Linked DNA regions of Homo sapiens: all the other regions are linked to region 2. A link is a contact called in ENCODE Hi-C or POLR2A ChIA-PET data. All regions are on one chromosome and are shown on one strand. Each heading gives the region's core, a stretch centred on a gene start or an enhancer-like site at or near the end of the contact. The rest is flanking DNA. Distances are from core to core; before and after follow the strand shown. Region 1 has its middle 240 kb from the start of BCL2. Region 2 overlaps BCL2 (BCL2 apoptosis regulator). Region 3 has its middle 270 kb from the start of BCL2.

The links. Hi-C counts contacts between places; a loop is a spot of excess contacts on that map. ChIA-PET counts read pairs that join two places held with the same protein, here RNA polymerase II (POLR2A). Pooled maps may share reads with other maps.
Region 1: a loop to region 2 is called in a pooled map, with 2.9 times the contacts of the local background. The contact joins two enhancer-like sites. A Hi-C loop is called at or near these places in 2 of 50 pooled maps. POLR2A ChIA-PET finds 5 or more read pairs at or near these places in 2 of 52 experiments (PC-3 and T-cell).
Region 3: a pooled map shows a loop between it and region 2 (2.0-fold over the local background). The contact joins two enhancer-like sites. A Hi-C loop is called at or near these places in 1 of 50 pooled maps. POLR2A ChIA-PET finds 5 or more read pairs at or near these places in 2 of 52 experiments (H1 and activated CD4-positive, alpha-beta T cell).

The regions. Positions count from the first base shown.
Region 1 is chr18:63,078,085-63,080,784 of GRCh38, reverse strand. No RefSeq gene overlaps it. Among named protein-coding and RNA genes, the nearest start is that of BCL2, 240 kb to the left of the region's middle. Within about 2 kb of position 1,389, at least 2 of the 41 ENCODE cell types and tissues checked have a DNase peak (open chromatin) inside an H3K27ac peak, as active enhancers do.
Region 2 is chr18:63,282,946-63,285,645 of GRCh38, reverse strand. All of the region lies in intron 2 of BCL2 (BCL2 apoptosis regulator), which reads left to right. Among named protein-coding and RNA genes, the nearest start is that of BCL2, 35 kb to the left of the region's middle. Within about 2 kb of position 1,290, at least 6 of the 41 ENCODE cell types and tissues checked have a DNase peak (open chromatin) inside an H3K27ac peak, as active enhancers do.
Region 3 is chr18:63,049,433-63,052,132 of GRCh38, reverse strand. No RefSeq gene overlaps it. Among named protein-coding and RNA genes, the nearest start is that of BCL2, 270 kb to the left of the region's middle. Within about 2 kb of position 1,297, at least 2 of the 41 ENCODE cell types and tissues checked have a DNase peak (open chromatin) inside an H3K27ac peak, as active enhancers do.

The DNA of each region.
Region 1 (2,700 bases), core at 140-2,639, 200 kb after region 2:
CAGTATTCATGGATGCCCAGGGGTACCCCTTAGGATGTCTGTACTGCCTGCTTCATGGTCAAGGTTAACAAAGCACTACACATCAACCCCACATGGGCAGCATCACCAAGGACTCAAACTCCTCAGGACTGAAAACGTAGGTCTCTTTCTCAAGCAAAGAATTTCAACCAACTGAGATGCTGGAAAAAGACAAGGAAAGTTTGGAATAGAATGGACAGTTGGCCAATCAGTCTTATTCCTGCTACCAGCTGCAGCAGAGCAGACTGATATCTTCAGCAGTATTTCTCTGCATGCTGCTTATGTGTAAGAATTTCCTCCCTTTTCTAGTATAAATAGAAGTTACAATTTTTTCAAATGAAAAATCTGACTTCTGAGTGGATCACGTACAGAAACCTTCCTCTTTTCTTCAAACATGGATAAATATATTCATTTATTCACTGATGAACAAATATTTATTATTTGATAAATATGGTTCACTGTGCTGAGGGAATGACAGGGAACAAAACAGGCAAAGTCCTTGCCCTCATAGACACTGCCTTCTGGAAGAGGGAGGGAGACAGAACACAGTAAGTTGATCATATATCAGGTAATGATAAGAGCTAAGCAGAACAATGAAAGAGATTGAGGAGACAGAGCTTTAAGAGAGGGTGGTCAGGCGGGGATGTGCACTCATTTGTCTGAGAAACAGCATGGAACCTGTAAGACTGAGTAGAGTGTGTAACAGGGAGGGTGGTAGGAAATGCGATTAGAGAAGTAGTGATGGCCTGTCTCATGCAGGGCCTGTGGCTGTAGTAAGAATTCCATAAAACTAGTAAAACCTGGATGCCAAAACCAAACAAGGGGAAGATAAGAAAGGAAAATCACAAGCCAATCTCAATCACAGACATTATCAAAGTCTTAACATAATATTAGCAAACGAAATCCAGAGATCTATTTTTAAAAAATCATTTAGGATTTATCCCTAGAATGCAAGGATGGTTCAGGATGAAAAGATAATCAAATGATATTTACCACTTTAAAAGATTAAGAAAGAAGATCATATGATTGTTTCAATAGTTACAGATAAAGCATTTGATAAATTCAACACTAACTCATGATTTAAAAAAAAAAAACAACATAGTAAACTAGGATTAGAAGTGAATAAACTTCCTTAACCTGAGAAAGTATGTACAAAAAACATCCTTACAGAAGAATTGTTGGAAGCATGCCCTATAAAATCAAGAACGGGACAAAGATGTTCACTCTCAGTACTTCCATTCAACATTTTCCTGGAGGCTAGTAAGACAAGAGAAGACATAAAGATTGATGCACTGAATGGATGTGTCTGTGTCTGTATCAGCTTGGCATCATCACCACTTCCTCCTACAGTCTTCTCTGAATTGTGTAAGGTAGAAGCCTGAAACTGCATTTCCCAGCATCCCCTTCTCTGTATTACTCTGTGTTAAAGTTTGCAGTCCCATGAAATCTGATTGGTAGGGGAAGAGTTGAGGCTATCAGTCTCCAAATAAGGATGTAACCAGGTGTTGGGGCAGACCTGATATGCCCAGTGAATACTTGAGAACCACCTGCTTCATTGCTGCATGCTTAGACAGCTGATGGACGCTTCTCAAAGATTCTTAGGATTGCAGCTGTTTCCTGTTAAGAACCACCAATTTGGTGCATTGCAGTAATCTAATTGTACATCCAGTTTGGCATACAATAAGGACAAAAAGAATAGAACAAAATTTTTAAATATTGGTTTTGTTCTTGTGAAACTATTATATGTATTTTGTAGAATGAAACAAATATGTAATTATGCTAATGTCATTAGAAACCAGATTTTCAATGTGAGAGAAAAAGAGATCCAAATACAAACCAAAGAATAAAACCCTGTGATCTTAAATTTAAAATGGAAATTTGAGTATCCTATGATGATTTTTCTCTTTAAAAATTAATTTTTTAGGAAACATAAATGAAAAAATACCTAGAAGTGAAGTCACCTGGAAATAGAATGATCAACCCAGTATCACGGAGTACCCTTAAATATCCATCAGGGAAATGCAAATCAAACCACAACGAAATATCATTTCACAGCCACTAAGATGATTATAGTAAAAAAGACAAATATAGCAAGCATTGGTGAGGATGTTGAAAAATTAGAACCCTCTTACACTGACATGGTACAGTCATTCGGAAACAGTCTTCAGTTCCTCAAAAGCTTAAACATAAAGTTACCAAATGACCTAGCAATTCTACTCCTCATATATACTCACGCCAAATGAATCACATGTCCACAAAAACTTGCACACAAATGTTCATAGCAGCATTATTTATAATAGCCCAAACTGGAAACTACCCAAGTATGCATCAACTGATAACTGAGTAAGTAAAGTTGATTGTGATGATAGGTTGTACAACTGTATTAGTCCGTTTTCACACTGCTGATAAAGACATACCTGAGATGGGGTAACTTATTTAAAAAAAGAGGTTTAATTGACTCAAAATTCAACATAGCTGGGGGGACCTCACAATCATGGCGGAAGGTAAGGAGGAGCAAAGCCATATCTTACATGGTGGCAGGCAAACAGAATGAAAGCCAAGCGAAAAGATGGTTATAAACCATCTGATCTCATGAAACTTATTCACTACCACAAGAACAGTATGGGGAAAACTGCCCCTATGATTCAGTTATCTCCTACTGGGTCCCTCCCACAATACGTG
Region 2 (2,700 bases), core at 41-2,540:
AACCGTACCACATGGCTGACATATGTTCAGTCCATGGCTGGCAGAAGCCTCCTGAACACATCCCCCATCCAGTACCTCCCCGGCAGTGACCCATCTCATATTTGCATATGTTCCCCTGTCACAAGATTGTGGGGAGGGTGCAGTTTGCAGCTGACTCCTTACCTAGCTACAGCTCCAACTAAGGGCGTGCATTCTTGGGGAGATGTTGGGAGCATCACAAGGTCCCCTTCCGTTCCCAGAACTCAGTTTCAGAGGTCAGCCAGAAAGAGAATTCCAGAGGTCAGCCAGAGAGAGAAGGTAGCAAGGACAGAGCCCCTACTGACATTTTTCTTCCCACCCATCCCATCTCCAGGGCAATGGTCTTCAGCAGGGAACAACGGGCCCTCATTCCCTGCCAGGGGAGCTGAGTACACACAAACTGCTGGATGGGCGAGAAGTTCCCCCAGTGATCTTTATTTTTCCGTTTAGAAAGAATCCTTATTCCAGCCCCTTCTCTCCAGCTGCTGCGTGTGAGCCTGTCTCTGTCTCTTGGGTGGTGCAGCTGCAGGTGAGCCAGCTGTGGGCGGCCCTGAAGGACAGCGAGGTAGGGAGCCTGGTTGTGAGGTCTCTGCTCCCTGGGGATGCTCTGCAGCCTTTTGCCTGCAGCAAGTCTGAAACCTTCCATGCCTGACTCCCCCTTTCCATTTTTTTCCTGGCGTCTGCCCTTGCTGGAGTGGAGCATGGTGGGAGCCAGCCCCTGGAGCCTTCCAGGATTCTCACAGTCTGTAGCCAGAGCTGTGTAGGCCTGACCTGGGCCCAGCGGGAGGAGGATTTTGAATAAAAACCAGTGGTTCCTCTCCGTCCAAACCCCCCACCCCTGGAATACATTGCAACCAAATATTTACTCAAGGTTCCCCCTTGCCATTTAAAAATAAGATGCTTCACCTACTAGCCTGGCGGTGTTCTCTGCTCTGAAATTTTATGCTCTTGAGTCATACATTTGAAGGTAGCTTTTTTTGGATTTAAAATTTCAAACTAATGAAGTTGTTTAAAGTACCCTGTCGAGTGCTGGGAGCTGCTTAAGCATTGCCACATAAGCACTGCAGAGGCTGGGTCTGGCGCATACATGCCAGGCAAAGTCTGCCTTGTTTCAAATAACCCCAGGAAGAGTCTCTCTACCTTTGGTGCAATTCAGATCTTAGGAATAGGACTTCTGGGGTCCCCTGTTTGGGGACTGTGCTTAGCACACACACTTGGGTCCTTGCATGAAAGCCTGCAAAAGTATACGTGACTTCCTCTCTTTTCTCCTCAACCACTGCACCCCTATTTTGGGGTATTCTTAGACTTCTTAGTGGGGAGGCAGAGGTGGTTGATGATGCGCTCCCAGTCAGTCCTGTCTACCTTCTTCTACCTCAAAGGGCTTCCATTAACATCATCCAGGAAGTGTTATAAATCCTGCCACCCAGGCCACATCTCAGACCAATTTAATAAAAATATCTGGGCTGGAGAGGGGAACCCAGGAATTAGTATTTTTTAAAGCTCCTCAGAAGTGCCCCCAGGCCAAGGCTGCCAGCACCATATCCATTCGTCAGCGCGCTCAGGGACACACTGGTACCCTGTGTGCTGACCTGCTGCAGTTAGAGTGACAAAAGCCGGATTTTGATTGTCCAGAAAAGTAAGGGTTCTTTGCTGTCGCTGTGGAGTCTCCAGTCAGATTTTCCATTGGAATAGGAAACAAACGCCAAGTTTATTTTAAAAGTGCTCTTGATCTACCTAAAACTAGGAAGCAGGAAGAATCCTCGGGGAGCAGTTGAGTCTCACATTTGAATGTGTCTTTGCTTCCTCTGAACCAAACTTCATGGTTTCATCCATTACCAAAGAGGCCCTGGTGACTTAGGAGGGATAGAATTGAACTGAAAATTCCGGGATCGCTGGAAAAGTGATTTAACCAGTTTTTCACCACATAGGGAAAGTTATTTGGTGAGATAACAGACCTCGAGGCCCTGCACTCTTCTGCGTGTGGTTCTGGGTTGGGATACGGTTCCCATGAGCAGAAGATCATTCCTGGCTGATTTTGTTCAGTGATTATTTGTTTAAAACTTTAAAAAGAAGAAGCGCAGATACAGTACATTTGTACTCAGCTAGCCACGCAAACATCTTTAGGCTAAGAATAATAAACAACTAAATTAGTGGTTTGTTTTATTACCAAACTGGTAGAGTTTCACAGGCAGGAAAAGACGGTACCTCCCAGGCTGGAGAAGGTTAAGTATTTTTGTCAAGGAAGATTAAAAACCCTAAAAGCTTTTGGTTGAATTTTACTGAAATCAGAACGTGAATCCATTTGAGAGCTAGCAACCAAAGACCCGTAGAGGTGACATGGAATGTTTTTAATTCTGAGAGATGGGCGTTTCAGAACTCGGAAAATGACATTTGTTTTGACATTTGGTATTTTTGTTGCCATACTTACTGCCTTTAGTTCTTAGTGGAAGTAGTTTGCTGCTCCTAATTACCCAAAAGGCAAGAAAAAAATAACTAGAAATTTTTCAAAAGAGGGGAAATAGGTCTTGAAAGTTTCATTAATTGCAAAATGAAATTAAATGGAGCATTCAATAGAAGTACTTCTCAGAACCAATGGAGAATTTCTCAGAAAGAAGCCCATTAAAGCTGGATTCTCTAAAGCAGTGGAAATCCCAGGAACAAAAGCCAAATGCCTGGGAATTG
Region 3 (2,700 bases), core at 48-2,547, 230 kb after region 2:
TGATGACATCACTTTGTTGGTGTCAGCAGAGACTTGAGCTCAAATTGAGTGGTGTTGCTGCATCAGGAAAATAAACCAGTACTTACCGACTTGGAGAAGACAGATCTGTGAAAGTCTGAATCGCTTTTAGATCTTTGCAAACAGTTATTGCAAGCCTGGTATTTTTCAGATACCTAATAATATAGTAGTATTTTACATAATTGCCTTCCCTAACATTCGTAGAAAACTATAAATAGTCCTCTTAATGTGCACAGAAGTACTTATATTCCAGATGTTCCCATGGTGAAGGGACTTGAGCTATAATTTCCACCTATTTCAGAAGCACTGAGACAACCAAAACTTGACAAGCTCATTCTTTTCTTTTCCCTCCTACATATTCCCAGCCCCCATCCTCCAAGCCAGTGCTCGAGATAAGGCCGTCTCCCTTCCCAGTGGGGCTCAAGTGCATCTGCGGTGATTCCTGGCCTTTCTACTCCCTCTGAAACAAACTTCAAGAAAAACCCATCTTGGAAAAATGCTCTAGCCTTTGCTCGAGGAGAGGTGTATTTTGTGTGTCATATGTTGCTTGTTTCTGTTTTCTTTTTTTTTTTTAATTTTTATTTTTGCAGATGGAGTTTTGCTCTGCAGCCCAGGCTGGAGTGCATTGGCACAATCTTGGCTCACTGCAACCTCTGCTTCCTGGGTTCAAACAATTCACCTGCTTCAGCCTCCCAAGTAGCTGGGATTACAGGTGCATACCACCATGCCCAGCTAATTTTTGTGTTTTAGTAGAGATGGGGTTTCATCATGTTGACCAGGCTGGTCTTGAACTCCCGACCTCAAGTTATCCACCTGCCTCAGTCTCCCAAAGTGCTGGGATTACAGGCATGAGCCACCACGCTCGGCCCCTTGTTTCTGTTTTTAAAGGCTACTGGAGGTGGAGTGAGTGAAGGCTTCCTGCTGTTACTTGATTGAGGTTTCCTTTTCTTGACTACTGTGTTTTCACGCCTGCTTATAAAACTACTGACGTGTGAATCTAGCAAAAAGTTTTTCCTCCACAATGTGAATTAGAATATTGACTAATAATTATTTTGAATTTTTTTAGGTTGGATTAAAATTTGCACTACTATTCCAGAAAACTCATTGTCTACTAGAATCAGAACCATATTTTAGGCTGGGTGCAGTGGCTCACACCAGTAATCCCAGCACTTTAAGACGTTGAAGTGGGAGGATTGCTTGAGCCTAGGAGTTCAAGACCAGCAGGGGCAATATGACAAGACCTCATCTCTACAAAAAAAAAAAAAAAAAATTAGCCAGGGTGGCGGCGCATGCCTGTGGTCCCAGCTACTCAGGAAGCTGAGGTGGGGAGGATAGCTTGAGCCCAGGAGGTCGAGGCTGCAGTGAGCTATGATTGCACCACTGCACTCCAGCCTGGGCAACAGAGCAAGACCCTGTCTCAAAAAGAAAAAAAGAATATTTTAATCATGTTGGTCCTAACTTGCATTCTAAGTTTCATATTTAAAGGCACCATGCACCTGACTCTTCCCAACATTGAGCATGTGGTTGGAGAGGGTGCAGGTCTGGGGTAGGGGTGAAGGGAAGGGTCTGGAAGCCTCTGGTCCTCATTCATAAACCCTATAGAATAGAAAGGAGGGTTGCTTTGCTAACCTTCTGGGTGGTGGTAGGAACTCTTTCAGGCAAGAGGAACATCAGTATCAGGCAAGACTCCCAGGGAAGTTGGGGATCTGGGAGTATATTTTTGTTAATCCAACTCTTTGTACCTCTCCTCAAAAGTCTGTGGGCCTCCACAGGCGTAGGCACTCTAGAGTTGGGTTAATGCAAACAGATTTCCAGATCTGCAACTTCCTTGAGAATTTTGACAGATACTGACCTGCTGAGAACGGACCAGGTCTCCTTTGCCAACCTCCCATTCACAACTGCTCTTCTCCCTCCTTACAAAAGAAAAGTGCACCTCTTGTGGGTGCCCCAGAACATAAAGACTAGAGCATCAAGCCAAGGGCAATTTGACATATTGGTGTTTAATCAAAACATCATAAACTTGCAGTCACACATATTTCTGTTAAAGGAAAACATAGCTTCAGAGATGGAGTTTTTTAATCCAACTTAGATGCTCAGACTGTTTTAAACTGTTGTTTCTCCTCTTCTATCTCCTAAGTATTGACAGAGAACTTGCCACCAGAGAGAAAGCAAGCAAGGAGAGAAACTCACATGCAGTGGGTGGCAAGTCTGTAAGCTTTATCCCACAGCACTCTTTGAAGTGAGATACTGTCTCAGAGACACATCTTAACACATTCACTTGAATTGAGGAATGAGGGCGGATTGTTTCTAACAGAAAGCCTCAGTAATTTCACTGATTGGTTAGACAATGAGGATTGACTTTATCAATTTGTTCATAGGATGACAGACATTTTCCATAAATTAAATGAACTAAATTAGCAGCTCCAATGTCTCAAATAAAATAGATGTAAAGCCCTTGATAAGGTAAAAGCATTTTATCAAAAATAGTCTATTGGCAAAGGCATATTGAAATTAACAGTATTTAGATTTCCCTAACACTTTCTGGTAACAGTGGGTGAAACAAAATGCCTAAATGTAAGAATAAATAGATATAATTAATCATCATTTTTGGTTATTTTTCCCAAAGTTGGAAAATTAAATGACTCCAATGATTGAATAACAAATCTTTTGAATCTTTTGTAA